3 separate regions of the Homo sapiens genome follow, and regions 1 and 2 are each linked to region 3. A link is a loop called in an ENCODE intact Hi-C map of the cell type or tissue named here. Cell type or tissue: PC-9. All regions are shown on one strand. Each heading gives the region's core, and the rest is flanking DNA. Links, peaks and the distances in the headings are about the cores only.

What was found. A loop is a pair of places that touch in the nucleus more often than their neighbours do. Peaks named below come from ENCODE experiments on the same cell type or tissue, not always from the same donor. Only the 100,000 strongest peaks of a DNase experiment are listed, where the experiment ranks them.
Region 1: a loop joins it to region 3, with 12 times the contacts of the local background. A loop is called at or near these places in 11 of 110 quality-filtered maps.
Region 2: it touches region 3 in a loop (8-fold over the local background); 6 of 110 quality-filtered maps call a loop at or near these places.

Annotation. Positions count from the first base shown.
Region 1 is chr20:13,102,183-13,109,379 of GRCh38, forward strand. All of the region lies in intron 6 of SPTLC3 (serine palmitoyltransferase long chain base subunit 3), which reads left to right. It also overlaps a transcript of TASP1 not described here. Among named protein-coding and RNA genes, the nearest start is that of SPTLC3, 97 kb to the left of the region's middle. In PC-9, for the core only: CTCF peaks have their summits at 3,869 (motif pointing left) and 4,081; no DNase peak of the experiment used is centred there.
Region 2 is chr20:13,065,304-13,072,500 of GRCh38, forward strand. SPTLC3 (serine palmitoyltransferase long chain base subunit 3) reads left to right here. Exons shown (of 12, transcript NM_018327.4): 3 at 6,953-7,107. Among named protein-coding and RNA genes, the nearest start is that of SPTLC3, 60 kb to the left of the region's middle. In PC-9, for the core only: no CTCF peak of the experiment used is centred there; a DNase peak (open chromatin) is centred at 3,218.
Region 3 is chr20:13,005,982-13,013,178 of GRCh38, forward strand. SPTLC3 (serine palmitoyltransferase long chain base subunit 3) reads left to right here and starts at 2,991. Exons shown (of 12, transcript NM_018327.4): 1 at 2,991-3,403. The coding sequence starts at 3,287. In PC-9, for the core only: no CTCF peak of the experiment used is centred there; DNase peaks (open chromatin) are centred at 3,150 and 3,850; H3K4me3 peaks cover 2,201 bases; H3K27ac peaks cover 1,918 bases.

The DNA of each region.
Region 1 (7,197 bases), core at 1,448-6,447, 97 kb after region 3:
ACTACTTTGCAAGCCATGATCTTTTATATTTCAATGTCCAACTTGGATTTCTAAACTAGGTTGCTTAATAAAGCCAGCAATTGCCTCCCTATCTTTTAATGATAATTAAAAGGTATTGAGCCTTCATTGTAATGAGCCATTTACATTCACCAACTCATTTTAGCCTCATAACTACAAAATGAATCACCTGCTACTCTTATCTCCTTTTTGACAGATGAAGAAGAAACATCTATAAAGTGGTGAAGTGACTTAGATACACAGAGCTAGTAAGAGTCAGAGCTGGTAAACCTAGGAAGTCTGACTCCAGAGTCTCCGTTTTTAAGCATGACACGCTACCTCCTTTCCTGGCCTTTTCTACCCTCTGTTTGCCCCTGGATGGCAGAGTGATGAATGTAATACTTGGTAGCCTCCATCTCCCGTACACCTCTCCCAGGGCCAAGGCAGTTTTGGTTAGGTAGATGCTGCCAGCACCCACCTGACTGAGAATCCTAACCACTGGGCTCCTACACTGTTCCCTGAATCATGTCTCACCTTGGTGCATTGAGCCCCCTCATTTAGAGATCCCATCTCAGTACTTTGTCTCATTCCACAATCTCCTTCCTGAGGATCAGAATCCTATGCATTACATCAAGCCCAGAGCCCAAGCCTATTGGACACCCTGTCCCTGGTTTCTAGGTTCTGCCTGTCCTTCATCTCATGCCTACAGAGTCAAAAGTTGCTGCAATTACCCCCTCCCCCTGCAGGGTAAACAGGCCCTGTCCCTAGCACCTGCCTCATCCATAAGCCCAACCCAGGTCACCTGCTCTCAGCTGTCTTTTGCACTCTTCCAAGAAGATCCCTTTGCTTCTTTCAACTGCCTAAGGCTGTGCGACATCTATCCACATGTTTAAAGAGCCATCCAGAAAACCTGAGCCAAAGTCCTTGCACAATCTGCTTTATAAAACTTAAAGGCACCAGATTTTCAGTCAAAAATGCCCTCTGTGATCTCATGGAGAACAGACCCCATAAATGTGACTTTCAAAAAATAATTGTTTTGCTTGACAAAATTGGTCATTGTGATTTTGTTTCCGCCGAAAGGCTAAAAAAGGGGGACAGTCCTCCCCACCACCATCTTAAAAGTAAGAATAATTTCTTTGTCATCATTCATAGCTATTTAAATACCCGCTACTTACTATTTCACATTTGGGCTGAATCTTGAAGGATGAAACTGCATGTCCAAAGGAATAAGAGGAGTGGATATAGAGATGGGGGGTAAGGGACTAGGAACAGTAAAAAGTGACATTCATTCATCATCCATCCATCTTTTCATTTACAAAATATGAGTGCCGCTGATAGGCAGACACAAAAATATTTTTGCTGAGCAACCCAGAGAGTAGGGAACCAAAGGGTGTCTCTAAATGCAGATGAAAGTAGTTTTTGTGGGGTCATGGATGACAAAGAATAAACCACCAACCACACCAGGAGCATATGGAAAGTGGAGGCTGAGTTTCAGCCCCAATCTCGCATTCCTGGATCCATAGGAGAGGGAGCAGGGGCACTGAGAAATGGGCAGTGAGTGAAGATCTCACAGTAGATCTAGGCCTTTGGAAAACCCACAGCTGCACAAGAGAAGAGAAAGGAGGAAGCCCTGATGTATGCAACAGTGTTGCCATTTGACAGTGAAATAAGAGGAAAGCTAAATGTCTGGGTTTTTTCTTCCGGAAGACACACTATGAACTATGCCCTACCTTCTTGGAAGATTCTGGGTCCCTTGCTGCCTTGTGCTTTCTTTTCACAAAACTGCATCTTCAGCTTTTCCAGATCCAGGAGGCTTGCTATTATTAGGGTTTTGAATGTAAGAACAGGCACAGGCTCAGGCTGGCTAAGAGCATTTGTCACCTAAGCCTGATTGTAGCTTTGGACACATAGTTGGATTATTCCAAGTATTTAGTAATTCAGTAATCCAGTTAACTATGCTGGCAAAAGGCTAGGACTGTTTTGCACTAGGCACCAGAACATGGTCTCCACATTTTCATTTCTTATAGCTAGATATTTATAACCATCTGATAGGGTTTGGCTGTGTCCCCACCCAAATCTCATCTTGAATTGTAGCTCCCATAATTCCCATGTGTTGTGAGAGGGACCCAGTGGGAGATAATTGAATTATGGGGGCGGTTCCCCCTATACTGTTCTCGTGGTAGTGAATAAGTCTCACGAGATCTAATGGTGTTATAAAGGTTTTCCCCTTTCACTTGGCTCCCACTCTCTCGTCTGCCATCACGTAAGATGTGCCTTTCCCCTTCCGCCATGATTGTGAGGCTTCCCCAGCCACGTGGAGCTGTAAGTCCATTAAACCTCATTTTCTTTATAAATTACCCAGTCTCAGGTATGTCTTTATCAGTAGCGTGAAAATGGACTAATACACCACCAAACCAGCTCAATCCTTTTAGTCCTCTACAAACCAAAAGAAACCTCCTTAGTGAGTCAAATTTTGTGCTGAGTAACACCAAGGCATTATTAATGCTCAAATAGTGGTCATTTTAAGTCCGTGGTGTGTCATTGTGACTCAAGAACCACACTGTACCATAGCACCGTGTGTGTGTGCCTAGATGGTGTCAAAATTATACTTTTATTTTAATTTCCGTATCTCAGAATTTTCTTATTAAATCAACAAGAACAGGTTTGTTTGGAGGGCTTTTGTTTGGGGAACTTTTTTTAACAAAACTTCTGGCATTGTTTTTTTCATCTGCAAAAAACAAAAACCTAACAGTCCTTCCCTACTTCTCAGAGGTGTCATGGGGATTAACATAATGCAAGTGTAAGTGCCTTAATAAGCATCATTATTTTAAAAAAAATCCCTTGCAGATGTAAGCATGCAGCTTGCTGAAACGGTAGAATCCCATAAGGCCTACAGAACATAAATCACAATCCCTTAAATCTGCGGGTTTGTAACCCACGCACTGTAGCCTTGTAGAACGACAGAGAACCAGAGAGGAACATGCCAGGGGCTAAGGTGGGGCCAGAATCCAGGCCGAGCGCAGTCTTCCCTTTTCCTGTGTAGCTTCTGTGATTCTAAGAGGTCGGAGAGTTCATCCCCTGCAGGAGGAAAAAAAAAATGGCTAATTGATTTTCCTTCTGCTCAAGAATCCTGGTGTGTTGACCCTGGGGGGCTGTGAACTCCACCAAAAGCCACTCCCATGGCTATCTCCATTCAAGTCAAACACAACGAAGTCCCTGACTTGGAAAAGACTGGGATTCCTCTTGCTTCCCTCCGCAAAATGTATAAAACACAGCGCGGCCACCGAAAGTCTTGTTTTCATGTCTTGCGTGTTATTTTTAAAAATGGAGAAAAGCTTCTCTTTAGGACTCGTGGTGTTCATTTTAAAATTCTGGATTAATCCATCGTGTTTATGTGACCTTTTTGGTGCAAAAACAACACAGTGGCCTCTGAATTTACATATTTTTTCCAAATCTTAGAATATTCATTTTAAAATGACTACTAATTTAGTTCACTTGGGTTTAGTTTTTATTCCAGTGTCGTCGGAGCCACATTTACCATCTATCATTTCTGCACAAAAACTTATAAATTCCAAGTCCCAAAGGGAAAACATTCTTAACAGGAATGCTTTTATTCACCATCTCTTTATTCCATTCAGAGGATTTGGTTATAGAAGATGAATAATAGTATAAAATATTATAGACATAATAAATAAAAGATTATAGGAAAGGAAGACTGGTTCTCCAAGTCGCAAGGTTTTCTTCAATATTTTAGGAACTCTGCCTAAAGCAAAAGTGAAAAGAAGATACCCAAATAGGTGAAAGTTTATTAACTGAAAATTTCAAAACAAGAAAGCCGCTTTTTGTTTCCTTGGCTGCCATCTAGTGGTTAATAATGTACGCTAAAACACGCTCTTGGGAACGTTCAAAAAATATCTATCTGCTCGTTTTAAAACAAAACAAAAGATACCATCAATTTTTGAAAATATATTGCAGGTAGGAGATATTTATCTTTTCTAATAATTCTTATTTCTATCCACAAGTGGCATTTCCTTGCCTGTCTCCTAGTCTACGTTCTTTCTCCAGGAAAAGAACATTGATGCAATTATTAGGTAATGATTGAGCCTAGTACTGTGTACTAAGACTAGGGCGAGAAGGATGAGGACGAGGTCCCTGACTTCATGGAAGAGAGACATGAAAGCAAAAAACGAACATCGCGATGAGTGCTTAAAAAATAATAGACAAGTCGGGAGGGACACCAAGGAGGAAGCCCTTAACTCTGTTCTGTATTATTGACGAGAAGAGTTTGGGTTAAGACTTCAGTGATGAGTGAGCATTCTCCAGACAGACAAGAGGAAAAAAAGCATGGAGGAGAATCAGGAGGCTGTGTGTTGGGGGATGTTGACAAACTATGTCAGAAAGACAGGCAGAGGCTATATCAGGAAGGGCCATTCGAGATTGTATTAGGCAACTATTACTGGAACAAACCTCAGTTGCCAATAATAATCAGCAAGTATTTCTCACTGGAGGCTGCAGGTGAGCTGGGGTAACCGTGCCCTACGTGCCATTAATCCTCTCCCAGGGCCAACCTGAGACCAGGGGGCTAGCCTGGGCATTTTCTTTTCCTGTCACTAGCAGAAGCACAAGAGAAAGAGTAGAAATGCATAAGACCTCTTCAGATCTAGGTTTGGAACTAGCAAACTGTCTCTTCTCTGTATTCCGTTAGCCAAAGCAAGTCACTTGGCTGAACCCAAGCCAAGGGGCAGGGAAACGTTCTCCACTGGTGAGAGGAAAGGACTGCAAAGTCACAGAAGAAGGAACTCAAATGAGGTGGAAAATGGGCCAGTAATGTAGTCTGCAGCAAGTTCCATCTTGGAAATGGGTTTGAGGTTCCCATATTTGTCTAAAAAATGGTAAGAAAAACATTATATCGATCAAAGTAGAGGTCTCGCTTTGCGTTATGGGTTCCAGACCCCAGGGATACTGAGCATACAAACGTCTGGGCCCTGACCCACACCAACTGATTCAAAATCTCTGAGTAGAAATTTCGAGAATCTGCATTTTAACTGGTTACCCAGATGATTATTTCTATTCATCCTGAAGGTTGAGAACCACTGGAAGATTAATGAGAAAATAGAAAAAAAAGTCAAGGAGAAAACATAAAAGGAAAATGGGTTAAAAGAGGAAATAGTGCTCACAAAGAATACTAGAAATAGTGGGAAAAGGAATAAGAAAAACTAATGAAAAATGGTGTCCAGATGGCAGAGGGAAGAAGCTTAAAAGATAAGTGTGTGTTGAATTGTGTCAAATGCTGCCCACGGTCAAGTAGAACAAGAACTGAAGAAAGCTCTGTAAATTTGTCAATTAGGTAATATTATGTGAAAAGAACACAATAGTGATGCCAGGATATCAGGAGGCCTGTTTTGCAGATAAAAAGAGAAAAAAACAAAGAAAAGGAAAGTGGCATGAAATAAAACAAAGATCCACCATTCTTCCAATTCTTCTTTCACGGGTCCTTACGATCTTGGTGAAATTGATTAATTCCACATTTAAACTGACAAAGCACCTAAAGAGTTAGTTTCTGGCTAGTGATTAAAGAAAGGAAAGGAAAATGACCTTTTTTTTTTTTTTGTATCTGTTGGTTCTGATAACATGCCAGATATTATTGGTAGCATACAGGTAGCATACTATATCTAATACCTAAGGCTTTATATATTTGAATAAAGAATTATTCCCTTAATTCTTCATTATTTCATTATATATTTCCTTTATTTTTTCATTATTTATGTGATGTTTTCTTAAGGATGTTAAAGGAAGTCAAATAGTGTATTAACACTACTGTTTGGATTTCCAAGAGATCTTGCTAGTATGCAGCATCTTATTCATGTCACATGCTTTTTCTGAATTTCAGGACCCGATACCCAGTCTCTAGTGGGTGGATGCTGAGGACAGCTTGGAAGGTGCCATGCTAACAGGGGCCTCTCAGAGATGAGGTTCTGATATTGCACTATCAAATTCTGACTTGTCCTATCCCACTCCAAGTCATAGGAAGTCACCTTTATTTAAATGTGGTTTGCTTAAATGTACTTGATAATTAAAAAGAAACACACACACACAAATATATTCACAACTCTATTTCAAAGAACTATCTTGTGGCCTCATTGAATGTGGCAGAGTTGCAGTGTGGAAAAGTTAATGCAGCCACTAATGCATTCACTCAGCTTTGGGGGAAGCCCTAAAACAGATCTGAGCACAGACTGGAGACTCAAAGACAAAGTTGAAGGGCTCTCCATTGAGACCAAGAACTGCAGCTAATTTGAGCCTAGACCAGTGAGTGATAAGCCAATGCACATACGCTTCTTGAGAGCTTTGTCTGTAGTGGTCAAAACCAGTACTGACTATGCAGCTTTAGATTTATCTTTTTTTTTCACTTTGAGACAGAGTCTCGTTCTGTCACCCAGGCTGAAGTGCAGTGGTGTGATCTCGGCTCACTGCAACATCCGTCTCCTGGGTTCAAGCAATTCTCCTGTCTCAGCCTCCCAAGTAGCTGGGATTAGAGGTGCCTACCACCATACCCACTTAATTTTTTGTATTTTTAGTAGAGACTGGGTTTCACCATGTTGGTCCCGAACTCCTGACCTCAAAGATTTAGCTTTGCTAGATGTCACCTTTTGTGAGCATTTTAAATGGTGTTTCTAATGCCTGGTGAACATTGCATAACAGTCAAGCCAGCAGTTAAGTAGCATCTCCATCTTTTAAAATTAAGATTGGATTCTGGACCTAAGTATTTCAGTTTCATCTTCTCAAAAAAGGGAAAGCTTAGGAAATGCAAAAAATACACAGTACAAATATAATCAGTCTAAAAAATATGCCCATAAACCTCGGCCATTTTTTTCTTGCTAGGCTTAAATGTTAAAAACAAAATAATACACACACATGTACATATATACCAAACAGCTAGGTTGGTAGGCAAGTTCTTCTAAATGACCTCTCAACCCAAGCCCAGTCATCAACCTCTGATAGCAGATAAATGAATTGTCACTATTGATTATATTTGACATTAGAAGTTAACAAGATTATTCTGCCAGACATTCATCCTCCCTTGTTCTACATCACCATTTCATTTGAGAAGAAGGGACAATGGCTTTCACATAAGGCAGCAAAGGGTAGTGTTACAAATGTGGATTACAGTACAGACTACATGGGTTCAAATCCTGATTC
Region 2 (7,197 bases), core at 956-5,955, 60 kb after region 3:
TCAGATACATAAAAGTCCTTGGCTCTAATAGTTCTTGGTGAATTTTTCCTTTTATTATGCTTTTTACCTTATATTCTAGTTTACCTTCTATTATTATTTATGTACCTTTTTTCCTTCAATAGCCATCTCTTTCTTTTATCTTCAGCATTTCCGGAAAATGTATGTCTCTTATAAGCAACAAATAGATTGAAATACAAAAAAAGTTGTATTTTAATAATGTATTCTATTAACACTTATTTAAACCATATGAAATTGCTGTTTTGATAGGTTAAAAATGGTCAAACATTGGCAATTCCATATGGTTAAACGTATTATAATACTGTAATTACATATTTATACTGATTCCTGCCATATTTTTTACATTCATATCTTCTTTTATTTTTATTTTTTATTTTAAATACTTCTCCTTTTATACTTAGTACAGTTGTTTTTCTTTTAACATATATGCATTTTTTTACTTCTCCTTTTTTAAAAACTTCAAGCTTTTTAAAAATTCTAAATATTTATAGTGTACAATATGATGCTTTGATATATATATACATTGTGAAATAATTATAACTGTCAAGCTAATAACATATCCATCATTTCACATAGTTACCATTTTCTTCCTTTTTTTGGTGAGAACATTTAGGATCTACTTTCTTATTAATTTCAAGTATACAATATATTATTAACTATAGTCACCATGCTGTACATTAGGTCTCCACAACTTATGCGTACAACATAATTGAAACGTTGTACCCTTTGACCAGTATCCCCCTATTTTCACCATGCCCCCAGGCCTGGCAACCACCATTCTACTCTCTGCTCCTATGATTTCAATGTTTTTAGATTTCACACGTAAGTGAGATCATATGCAGTAGTGTTTCTTTCTAATAGTGTTACAGTTTCAGGTCTTACATTTAAGTATTTAATCCATTTTGACTGCATTTTTATATATAGTATGAGAAAAGAATCCAATTTCATTATTCTGCATATGTATATCCAATTTTTCCAACACCATGTATTGAAAAGGGTCTCCTTTCCCCATTGTGTGTTTTTGGCTCCTTTGTCGAAGATCCATTACTGTGAATGCATGAATTTATTCCTGGGCTCTCTATTCTGTTCCATTGGCCTATGTGTCTGTTTCTATGCCAGTACCATGCTGTTTTGATTACTGTACCTTTGTAGTATATTTCAAAATCAGGTAGTGCATTCTCAATTATTACAGAAAAAGCCTGTGGGTGTTAACCTTATGACTCCTTGCATATACTGAAAAATGTGTGTATTTGTTTTTATTTGGTTGCTGACTTGGAAGAGTACAGAATTTTAAGTTTTAAGCAATCTGATAATTTTCTTCTGTGAAGTGTGAAACTTTATTTGCTTTAATAAGTACCTGATGAACTCTTTATATCTTAAAATTCAAATCTTTCCTCATCTCTAGAAATTTCTCCCTTCTCTTCCTTCTTACACTTTGCCTTCTTTCCCTCCTCCTTCTCTTCCTTTCCTCCTTAGTCTCCTTATTTCAATCTTGCCATGTCTATTAGAGAGATGTTTGTTCTTCTGAATCTGCCCTATATATATCTCTTGACTTTCCCTTTATATTTTCTTTATCCTTTTCACTGTCTTATGAAAAAAAATCATCAATATAATATTCTAGCTTATTAATTTGCCTTTTTGTCATGGTCATTATTTTTTGAACTGTTTATCCTTTAAATGGGTGCATTGTTCTGTTATGTTTATATAAAAATGTCACTTCTACATATATATATATATATATATATATATATATATATATATATATATATATATATATATATGTATTCATGTTCACCTATCTTGAGTGACTGTAGAAGTGGAACAGGATGAGTTTTCCAGGGCCAGTAGATTGTCTTCTTGTTATGTGGACTCTGCATTTCTCTACATTGGGGCATTGCTTTTCCCTCTTCTTCCTGTTGCCCACCACAAAGCTTTGTCCTGTGGCCAATATTATCACTTCTTATTTATTAGCCCAATAGAAAGAGGATGAAGGGATCTACCCTCACCTTGAATGTCAGCTTGTTATAGCTCTTCACTCTCAACTTGAAGCTGGCTTTATTAGCTTACATCCATGCCAGTCTTCTCTGCAAATATTTGGACCCATGGTTTCCTGTGGTTTAATTTCCCCAGTGATCAGATCTTACTTATGTCTGTCTTTGTGATTCTTCTGCATTTCTGATTCATTGATGACACTCTTGATGGTCTTTCGAGGCATTTACAACTTTATTTTGTTTCTTAAATATCTATTTTTTATTGTTTTTCCATGGAACTTTTAGAAGAGTGGTAGGATTCATATAAGTACTGAGTCTGCCATCTTTATTCAATATCTCTATCTAATTCTTTAAGAATAAAATTTAAATTTAGCCATCTTTAAGTTAGGTTCTTATACTTCAAAGAACTACTGTAAATACAGTTACCCTTATCAACCAAAAGGAAAATATAAGCATATTTTGTTATTATCCCAAGTTCTGCCTTAGAAACAGCTGGCTCTCAAAAGGACAATTATATAAAATACAGTATTCGGTGAGAACTGAAGTGTCAATGTAGACGCAAATGAATAACATTGTGTTTGATAAAGATTCTTTCTCACTCTACAAGAGATATGCTTCCAAATTTGGTAATAGTTTTAACAATGAGCTATGGATATGCTCTTTTCACTTTCATACAAGCATCAAGCCTTGTAGCAGGGTTTTTTGGAAAGAGCATGGTTTGGGAACTGGAAATATTAATAATTCCCATTTTGTCCAATCAAGTTTTCTGACTTTCCATCAACTTATCTATAAAAGTTTGATAGAAATATCTATAACACTTGGAAAATTATAAATTATCGTACAAATATAAAGATTGAAAAATAAAGATTATGACATTGCAGAAGAAACAATGCTATTTTTGTGGGTCTTTTTAGGTTTAACTCACTTCTTTCTACACTCCATTCTCCAAAATGATTGTGTCCTTATGGCCTGGTATTTTCTATCATATCTAGCCATTTGTATAGAAAGCAAAATAAAGATGGTAAGCCAAATGACAAATTAAGTCTATAGATAAATAAAGATATATCCTATTGCAATGCTTTTGTTTTTGAAATATCAAGTCCAGCTTCATTTTCTGGTTTAGTTAAAATGCTGTGGGAAGCTTCTCTGGGACTAGAGGACATTGACCTTTGGAAGGCGTTGGCTGCTCCTGAAGAAAGCTCCTGGCTGTTTAAAGGAATGGGGTGGAGTGGAAATACACACAGACAGGAAACCTCACAGGTGGGGAGAAGAGGGCCACGCCCAAAAGCAAGTCAGTTCATTCACCGATCAGATCTTTAATTCTAAGTAGGTCTCCAAACTCAATTGGCCCTCTCAGAAACATGTAGGTTACTGACCTTGTGTATCAGATCTGGGTTAATGTTTATGTCATGCACAAAGAAATAACTCTGAGTACTTTAAAAAAAAAAAAACAACAACAACAACACTAGCCCTTCCTTTTTGCAGGGGAGTTGCAAGTACTTAATTTATACAATTTCCATTAAGCATGAAGATTATTCCCTAGAAGGAAGTCTTTTCTGACCCTGCAGAATATATTAGAATCCCTGTATCTTGCCCTCAAAGCATTTATCTCAGTGAAGAGCCAGCTGTCCATTTCTACATAGGTACAAATTCTGAATCCCTGAGTCAGGAGGCAGAGAGGTTAGACAGGATGAAGTATTTTCCGACCTTCTCTTAGGTGGCCATGACAATGCATCTTCATGTGGCATGGGCTGGGAAGCCATGGGCTGTTTTTTCAAGCCAACGCCAAGTTCCCTATGACTAAAGGACACTCCTACTATATATAGTCTGGCAACCTGCTGGCCCTAGTTTTCCATATCACGGGCCAGGGTTTTTGTCATCACTGGTGTTTTGGAGGGAAGCTAGGTATGACCGAAATCACTCTGAAGTCACTGTCTAGGGGAGTGGGTGAGGTCCGAGGCTGACCAGAGTTCAAGTCACGCACCTTTCTGGGCCTGATTCTCCTCATGGGCCGAGTGGGTGTTTGAGCTCTAAAACAGCAGTCCCCGATCTTTTTGGCACCAGGGACTGCTTTTGAGGAAGACAATTTTTCCACCAAAAGCCAGGTGGGGTGAAGGGGTATAGTTTCAGGATGAAACTGTTCCACCTCAGATCATTAGGCATTAGATTCTCATAAGGATCACAAAACCTAGACCCCTCGCATGCGCAGTTCACAATAGGATTTGCACTCCTATGAGAATCTCATGCCACTGCTGATCTGACAGGAGGTGGAGCTCGGAGCCCAGGTGGTAATGCTCGCTCACCCGCTGCTCACCTCCTGCTGTGTGGCCTGGTTCCTAACAGGCCACAGACTGGTACCTGTCTGCAGCCCAGGGCTTGGGGACCCCTGCTCTGTGATTGTTGTGGCCCCTCTAGCCCTGGTGCCCTGTGCATCTTGTAGTTCCAAATCTGAAATTAATTTTAATTTTATAGACAGAATACTTTGATTCTTGTCTCCTCTCCAAAACCAACTGATACTTTATTTTGGGTAAGATTCCTCATAAAACCTAAAATTATAATTCTCTTCAGAGTCCAGAAATATTACTTACACACCTACTGCTCTCTTTTCTCATGATAGGATGAGTTTATAGATTATTATTTCAAATAAGACTTTTAAAATTATAAATAGAGAAACACAACATTTGGGGATATAGAATAATCCACAAAGCAGTAAACAGTCTGAAAAAAATGTATTGAATCAAAGAAGAAATAGTTTGAGAATGAGTTTTCTAGAATTATATAATCTTGTAGCCTCAAAAAATATGTCTCTTTCCCTGTGAGAAAGACATATAAAGAGTATAATTGATTATCAGAAACTTGGAGCTTTAAATCATAACAAAACCTACATCACAGCTACTTAAAGAAAATGCATTCAAGGTGAGACTTTTAAATGTAGAATTGCCCGACCATCCTTCAAATTTAAACAGTATATGCTTATGAACATTCTTTCCTACAAAAGAAAAGTATACTTTTTCCCCAAGAAATGATGCTGTTGTCACCAAGGACCAAAGGATGAAGTGACAGAACGATCTGTGGCTTGGGTGTAGCCATCTGCCATCAAAACCTGCCTATTCTCCATATTATATTCTGCAATGAACCAGTGCAGAGAATGAGTGGGCAAAGCGGTAGCATACGGTCATCCACAAAGGCACTCCCCATGGTCTCCTTGTTCCTTGAGGAAATCAGCTTCATTTAATAAGGGAAAGGAGAGCCAAGTGCTCCAAAGCATAGGCGGGAGAATGAGAAGGCTCACTCCCAATTATTCAGTGACCCCTCATTACCTGCAGGATAAAGGATGAGCTCTTCCTGCAAATGCTTCGGGTCCTCAAGCTTCCCACTGTCTGTGCCCAGCTGACATTGCAGCCTCACCCACGCTGTAGGGAGTCATTAGGGGATGGGGTCAGAGAGGTAACCAGAAGCTATATGAGTCAGGATGTCTAATCAGGAGTGAGGTGGGAGCCATTATAAGTTCTGAGCAAAGAGTGACAGCGTGTGCATTATATTTTATTCTTATCAATTCTTCCCAAATGCACTCCACATTCCCAGCATACAAACCCACTCCCCTGAGAACTCCCCAAGCATCCCTGCCCATAAAAATCTCATTCTGCTTTGGTGTCCATCTCCAAGGACTCTCCCACATAAAGCTTCCTTGATTCCTCCAACAAGGTAGGACTCTCCCTCCTACTGTAATCCCACGAATGTCCAAAGTGCTTGGCTTAGACGACAGTTACCATTATTGCATTTTCTGCCTTGGATTAATTTTCTTCTTGTTTGCTCCAAGAATACTCGCAGGAGAATCTTGAGGCTGCAGCATTCATCCTAAGAAAACCTTGCCATGAACTATTAATATCTCACTTGTATTATTTTCGCATTACTCCAGTATATCAACTTTGAAAACAAAAGACATCATTCTATTTACAGCATTCTGGTTTTAGTAATGGTATTTCCACTTACATAATATAGTAACTCTCTAGCTCACGGAAAATGTCAAATCCTAGAAAACGTAGCATTCCTACGCGTGATGTTAGCATCATTCTTTAACAGTTGTTAGCCAAAAATTAATTTGATGAATCTGATTTTTCCTAAATAGATTATTCTGATGCAGATGATTTTGATGTTAGTTCTATTTAGAACTAACTCCAAGAACAGTTTGTATATTTTATTTTCACATTGAAAATCAGTCAGATTTGCTTCAGCCTCAAAGAGCATGTTTATGTAAAATCAAATGAGCGCCGGCAATGAGCTATACTTTTTTTTCTAAACGGGAAGAGGGAACTATTAAGAGTCAAATGATGACATTAGACATGTCTTGCTTTAAGCCTCAGCTAGATTGCAGATCCCTTTGGTCATGGATTACACTTTATACAGCAACTCAGCGTTCTTACCTCAGCTGTGAGAGAGGCCCGCTGCCTCCACGAGCTCCTCTGATTAGTTTCCATTGGCCATGTAACAGCTAGCCACCCTCGAGTAGCAGTTTTGCCAGCAGGTCCGATAGTTCAAGTTCATCCCCACTTCTAATCACACGGTGAGTGATATATTCATGTTCAAAAAAGTTGAAATCACATGATCATCTCAACCATTTTTTTCCAACGAAACTGCTTTGGACATAGACACCTGTGTTACCCTTAGAGAAACTGCAGGGACGTGTTGTCTCCACTTGCTTTCGGGCTTGTATTGCACTGACATCTTTGTTACCCCTGTTCATCACATGTTTTCATTCCCCCACTAAAAGGCATGTTCTTTAGCCTCACAGATTTACTTCCCTCACCTACTGACCTTTGCTCAAAATATATCTGTAGATGTGTTATTTCCACAGCTCTTCCAGGTCTTCTTCCCTGCTTCAATTGTAAGTGAAATCCAGAAAGCAAAGAACCAGAGATAACCTTCTACCTCTGTTCTAACAGGATTTTGTGCCACTGTATCAAGACTTTGAAAATTTTTATACAAGAAACCTTTACATGCGAATCAGAGACAACTGGAACCGGCCCATCTGCAGTGCCCCAGGGCCTCTGTTTGATTTGATGGAGAGGGTATCAGACGACTATAACTGGACGTTTAGGTGAGAGAACTTCTTGGAGGGGATTGGTGAAAAGAAAAACCTTTCAAGGAAATCCTAGCATGGCCACTAGATGACAAATCCAAAAAAACA
Region 3 (7,197 bases), core at 715-5,714:
CATGGGGAAATCTATGGAAATGAATGGTCTCTACGATGAGAATTTTTCCAGATTGAACTCTTCGGGAAATTTAAGTACTTCCACGTAGACTTATTAGTAGATATTGACATGTCATTAGTCATTTGTAAAAAAATTTAATATATTGCAAATTTTTAAACATCAAAAAGCAAATAAAGCATTTTTATTCATTATTTGGCCAATCCAATGAAATCTCCCAAATAATAACAGATTCTGTTATTTCTTTTCTTGGTGGTTGATGGTTCTCAAGTCAACAGCTGAAGGAGAGGTGTCATGGTGTAAGGAAAACGGCACTCACTTAGACCCAGACATTCTTGAGTTCATGACCCACTTCTACCACATATTATTCTGTGGCTTTGGAAAAGTCACTTAACCTGTTGAAAATTTAGTTTTGCATGAGCATCACTCTCCATTACATGGGTAAAACTTGAGTCACTGAGAATGAACAGATTTCTGTACACTGTACAATTCTGACAGTTCATTCTGCTCATATCCTCCCATTTTTGCCAACTCTCTATCCCCAAGTTGTTCCAAGAGCGTTTTCACAACACATTGCCAAGCCTCTGTCCTTCCCTTTCTTGCCTATCCTCATTCTGTTATCTCCCTTTTTGGCTGCTTCATTAAGAGAGGAGCTGAGAATCTGGCATCTGGGCAAAACCATTACTTTGGAGAACACCACAAGGCCATTGCTAATTTTATCATCTTTGCCTTTAATGTACTAGTGGGAAGATTTATTTCTACCTTTAATAGTAAGATATCCTAAGTAGAAGGCATGTGGGTACTGCTGAGTCTTAGTTCTGTGAAGGTGGAGACTGTGTATGTTTTATTCCTTGTGAGAACCAAGGACTCAGCAAATACAGAGTACTTATTCAAACATTTTCTGAGGTTACTAGTTGATCCAAAATGTATTTAGTTGTTCAGAGATGCCAAATCTTGCTCAATATTTAGTCTGTGTTTTAGTATTGCTCCAAACCTTAAACCTAAACCTACCACTGACTTCAACAGAACTCTTCGCTTATTTTAACTGGAGATGGTATGAAGCAATGAGTCACCACTGACTATACATACCAGCAGTGCCTGATGCCAAATGGTTGGTGTGTTAATATAATTTTGTACACACAACAATGCACACATTCCAATACGGTAAGTAAAATAGAAAAGTTTCAAGAGTGAGAGCACGTAGTAGATATTTCTCAGAAATCTATGTGTGATTACCTAACCTTAGCAATTGCAATTAGGGGAAGGAAACGGAGAAAGCAGAATTCAGCTGTGTTTTAAGATTTATTTTATATATACCTTTTGTCCCTTGTAAAAAGAAAATTTGAAAAAGAAGAAGAAAAAGAAGAGGAGGGTGGGGGAGGAAAGGGAAAAGGACAAATGTGAAAAGAGGAAAGAGATGGAGAAGAAGAAAAGAAGAAAGAAAAGAGACATCTAATGTTAAAAAAGTTTTATTTCAAAATCTTTATTAAAAAAATGCTTTGCACTGAGCAATAGAGCTCAGGGAAAATAACGCCCTCTCTTCAACTTGTCTTTCTAAGTAACGTGAGGCAGTTGGGCCAACAATAGTGCTCCCCTCTACCTCTTCATCTCTCCATTTCCTAAATCTTAGAAGAAAATAAACCTACAAGAGTTTAGCCCCCAAATCTCAGTGAAACAGCCATGGAAGGGAGAGACCAGTGAAAATCTACTTCTACTTTGATGATAAAGGTTGAGAGAAATGCGATAAAATTTTTGAACTTGAGACACAAACTGGGCTGAACACACTTGGTATTAACTCCGTCTTTCACCTTGGCCTCAGGCCTTATCTTATTCCTCCAGCATTCCTTGGGATGGTAAAGGCAGGTACCCTCATATGCAAGTCATAGTTAGGAGAAGCGTTAGCATGTCCACCTCCAAAAGCTACATTAATCTGGAGTAGAACTGAACCCTGTCCAAGGGAGCTGAGTTACAGGACATGAGGCTCTGGAAACAGGGGCCATTTCTTTCTTTTTGTTTGTGTGTGTGTGTTTGATTGTTTGTTTTTGTCTACTGCCCCAATAAATTGGTTTCTTTTCTTAGAGTCTGATGCTAAAGAAGTCTCGACTCAGGAAAACCACAAGGGTGGACTTGGGAAGACTCAACAGGTTGTAATGACTCTCCAGCAAATCATGTCACCATGCCATTTGATGATGGTAGGAAGAAACAAAGCCTTGAAGATTCATGCATTGAGAGAATAAGAGTTAGTGAGTAAACCAGATGTGTTTCAGGACTGGGACCCTGCAGTCATCAACCACCTCACACCTGCGTCAGTAACAAACCCAAGCTACAGCATGATTTTTGTTCTACCTCAGCAGATATTTTATAGATGGAAAAACTGAGGCATAAAGTGGGTAAATACCTCCCCCAAGGTCACGAGATAAAGATAACGCAGTCATCAAATATTCTGTCTCCTCAACATCTGTCTTACTGGAATTCTTGATGGATTGGTACCCCCTTATTATAGTACTGATTTTAACATAGGTTGGTTTTGAATACTGGGTTTTTAAAAATCTTTTCAAATCATTTGTAAATTATGGAAATGTATACATCACATGAAACTTACCATTTTAATCATTTTTAAGTGCACAGTTTAGTTTAAGTACATTCACATTGTTGTGCACTGATCCATCACTATACCTTTTTCATCTGCTCCAGCTCAAACTCTGTACCCATTAAACAATAACTTCCCTTTGCCTCATCCCTCCAGGCCCTGGCAACCACCTCTGAATGCTATTTTATAGCAAAAAGAAATATTAACTTTTGAGCTTGGTTTACAACCAAAAACCACAATTACATGCAGGAGAGAGGGGGTGGGAAAAAGAGGTTAACTCAGAACTCAGTTACTTAGAAGACTCTGTGAGTGTGCTGTGTGTGTGTGTCTTTAAAAGACTCTCCACCTCCCAGCCCGCCTCCTCACACTTTGCCACTGGGTTGTTCAGTCCCCAGGTTCCCTCAGTCCCCAGAAGGAGCCAGCATGGACAATCTCCTTTACAGTTTCGGAAGCAGGTTTGTTGCCATGGAGTTCACATTTTGACGGGAGTTGAGAAGTATAAAGGTAACCATTTGTTTTAGTTTCAACGATCTGACAAAAAGATAGGCTGTTGCTCTTCTTCTGGAAAAGCCTGATTGGTAAGATTCCTTTAAGGGCTCAGCCCCAAAGAGCTTTATCCCATCCCCTCGCAGACTGAAAACTAAAGCCTGCAGAGACCTCTGAAGGAAAACCTGTCCCGGGCTCTGTCACTTCACACCCATGGCTAACCCTGGAGGTGGTGCTGTTTGCAACGGGAAACTTCACAATCACAAGAAACAGAGCAATGGCTCACAAAGCAGAAACTGCACAAAGAATGGAATAGTGAAGGAAGCCCAGGTAAGAGGCACTCTCCCCTACTCTTCTCTGAATTACCTGAACGTTTCAATATTTCTCTGTGAAGATATTTGAGGCTGTCCTAACTTAGAGTTCATCTTATGAAGGGTTTTTACATGTTTTGACTGTTGACTCTGTTAATAGAAAGTGCTTGGCTACCAAAAAGTTTAGGTGTGGATTAAGGAGAAAATGTCTTCTGTATGCAAAAGAGGATACACACAGACTCACACAGCTTCAGGCTCCCTAAAATACAAATGTACCTACTAGACTTTTGTCTCAAGCATTTTGCGGGGAGGGAAGAATTAAGAAAGTTCCAACTCTTTGCATATATTTTTGTCCAAGAGACCTGCTACAACCGTCATGCTTCAGAAGAAAAAGAGGAAGTGAAAGTACATTTTGCTGACATTATGTGGTGGAGATGGCATTCTTCCCAGGTCCATGAGAAATGCATCACTGTTTGAAAGGCGAGTTATTATTGGTGTGTAGTGGAGCATTGTTTTAGCTCACTACTTGATTTGAGGCCACAGTATTTCTTTGAAATGTGACGTCACAGACATTCTTTTCCAAAACACTTCAGAAAGCAGGGCTGATTGTGACACACTGCTCTCAGAAAACAGAACAGCATCTTTAAAACAAACTTGTATTTTCCAACTTGACACTTTTTTTTTTTTTCACTCTTATTGCACCGGGATGTTTGCAGAGTGTCCTAGGCAGGAGGAACTCGAGGAAAGTTGTCAGCTTGTTTTAAGAGAGAGCCTGGGTCTGTGAGGTCCTTATGTAAGGCAGTTCCCCACTCCCCACAGGACATCCCGTGTCACTCTGCTCTGAGCAGCAGAAGTGAGCTCATCTGCCTGAGGAGCAAGCCCAAGTAGTCAAACAGGTAGCCTCCTGTTTGGAAAGAGAAGTGGCACAGGGAGCCCCATGCAATCTTCCATCATTTGATCATCCAGAGAGCAAGTATCCACCCACAGGAAAGGCAGATTGTTCTAAGATCACAGGACAGGTGGGTCTGGCTGGGGCCAGTCCTCCTCTCAGTGAATTACATTCGTGTGTGCAATTGGAAGAGGCTAAAGGAGCTCTAGAGCCTGAGTTGTGTGTAAACAGGCTGTGGTCCCCAAAAGCATTCCCCTCTTAACAAAAGGCACTGTCCAACGCTGGGAGGTGTCTATCAGAAACCTCAGAACTGGCCTGTCCCACCTGAGGATCTGAAACCTGGAGCAATGTGAAGAGAAGGTGCTCAACTCCTGTCAGTTGTATGAAGGAAATTGCAGTAATATCCACCACTTATGCATCACTAAATATCAATTCAGGCCACTACTCAAGACGATCCTTGCCTCTGGAATGCCTGTAACTCACAAGCTATTCATCTACTTACCCTTGTGATTATTCTGACCCTGAGGGATCTCATCTGGGAAGAGATTCCTTCTTAACTTTTCTCCCTTTTATTTATTTTATCTTGGTTTTATAATCACATTCGAGGTATGAGATTAGAAACTTAGACAGTTATAACCACTCCTAAGTAAGGATAAAACCCAGGATTCTAAAGGTTCATTATGAAGTGCAGCTGCAAGACTGTAAATATCCTTGGACACTGAGGCTTCCCTAAGAACGGTCGAAAACATCAGGGCTGCTGTTGCCTTCCTGAAGGGCCATCCAGAGCCTCTTGTCTCAGACATATTTAGGTGTCACTAAGCTACAATTGGCTTTCATTGAGAGCCTCAATTATGGCTTAAAAAATATTTTTCAGAAAAACAAACGAACAAAAAAAACCCGGCTGAGATCATAGTGTAATAGGGCAAACGAGGGCTTATTGTCCCCTCCATGATGGGAACGAAGTTGTCTTTACTCTCAAGTTCCTTTGCCACCAGTTTTGATCCTTGGGACCCTTTAACAAACTAGGCCTAGACCAAAAGCCTTGCCTGTGGATAGAAGCAGTCTGCAAAGGCTTACAGAATCCTAGGCTGCTGGTCTCCCAAACACGTTCTGCCTGGCCTAACGTCTTCTGCCGCAGCATCTAAGATCCTACCAGCCCCTCCAATGATCCTCCCACCCTTTCTCTTCCCACTTATTTGCAACCACACAGCAACACAGTTATCTCTTTTATACATTAGGGGACCCTACAAGATTCTGTTGACAAAGGGTTCCCTGGCATAACAAACATATGAAAATTACTATTAGGCGGTGCTCATGAGTCCTCCTTCCCCCTGGTCCAGCGTAGGCTGCCATCCCTGCTCCAGCCTGCAGCAGGCTTGCTGCCCCAGTCTCAAGGCTGGCAAGGACCAGAGCCTTTCCATTCTTAGAAACCTTCTAGAGTTCCTTTCTGGAGCTTTTATGGAGCCTGACTATTTTTCCTGTTTTTTTTTTTTCTTTAAACCTCATATGTCCTGAGAATGCACAAAAACTGGTTTTCATCACTGACTAAGTCCATTTATTTGTTTATTCCCAACATGGCCTCCTACCTTTTACTTGTAACAGGACACTATCATACTAGAGGATTTGTTCTCCCTCTTCATGAGCATATCCACACTACAGACAGATGGGTGCTTAAAGTCTTAATCTATAAACTTGATATTTCTTATAATTTTTATTGAATTAAAATTCTTCCTAATGAATAGGAATTTCCTATTCCTTACTTAATTCTATATAATTACTTTGCAACTATTATCCACATAATTGCTTTTTAATTCCCAGCAATTATTTTTGACCTGACCATAAACTTTTATTTGGAAAACCAAAACCTAGGAAGGTAGACCTTGTGTCTCCATTGCATTTTCCCAGAAGTAGTTTCTTAAGAGGATAGAGTCTGCATTTTCTTCTCTTAAACGAAACCTGCAGGATGAAAAAAAAATTGTAAAGTTTTCCTAATCATCCCTTTCCTGGAAAACAAAAATGTTTGGGGATTAGAGTTACTCTAATTCAAGGTTTATTGAGTTCTTGACCTGAATGTTGTAATATTACCAGGTATAGGTTATGAGCCCTAACAGGTGGTTGCTTTTTTTTCACCAATACTTATTAAGCATCTGTTATTCTTAGGACCTATAAAGATAAATAAGAAGTTTACAATTTATCTGTTAGGAGAAAGCTTATATCAACATTAAAATAATCACATCAAAGTTAAATGCTAGTGCAAGGACAAGAGCTGCCATAAAGCAGACATAACTTGAGTACAAATGAGTGGTATAGATACTAGTACTAGAAGTTGGAGAAGAGCAAAAATAATAATAAATATCAATATTCTGCTATGTATCAGGAAGGGCTAAGCACTTCAGGCAGGCATCTCCTGTACCTTCAAAACAGCCCCATGAAGTGGTAGTATACTGTCCATTATACAGATGGGGAAAGATAAATCACTAAGGAACTTCTGAAGAATCACAATCAGCATGGCCAGGATTTGAGCCCAAATCCAAGTTGCTCCAAAGCCAGTTCCTTTTTCAGTATGTTCTAGGAAATCACAAGTTGGGGTGGTCAGTGACAGCTTCTCAGAGCAGAGAAGACTCAAATTGAACCTTGAGACATTATAATTGCAGAAAAAATAGGGAGCTTATTCCTGAGGGGCAAATGAGGAAAAGACAGGAAAGGAACTCCAGAGATGAATGTAGGAGTTGCTAGTAAAGGGCATAAGAAAGGTCATGAAGCATTCCAGGAAGCTGTGAGGCACAATAGGTCATGTGACTTTTGAGAGACTTTTCTCAATTCAGTGAGCCTTCATCGCAGACAGTGAGAAGCAGTGCTGTGGCTGAGGTGGTGCTCAGCAGATGCTGGAAGAAGAGAAAGGATTAAGCCACATTATTATGGAA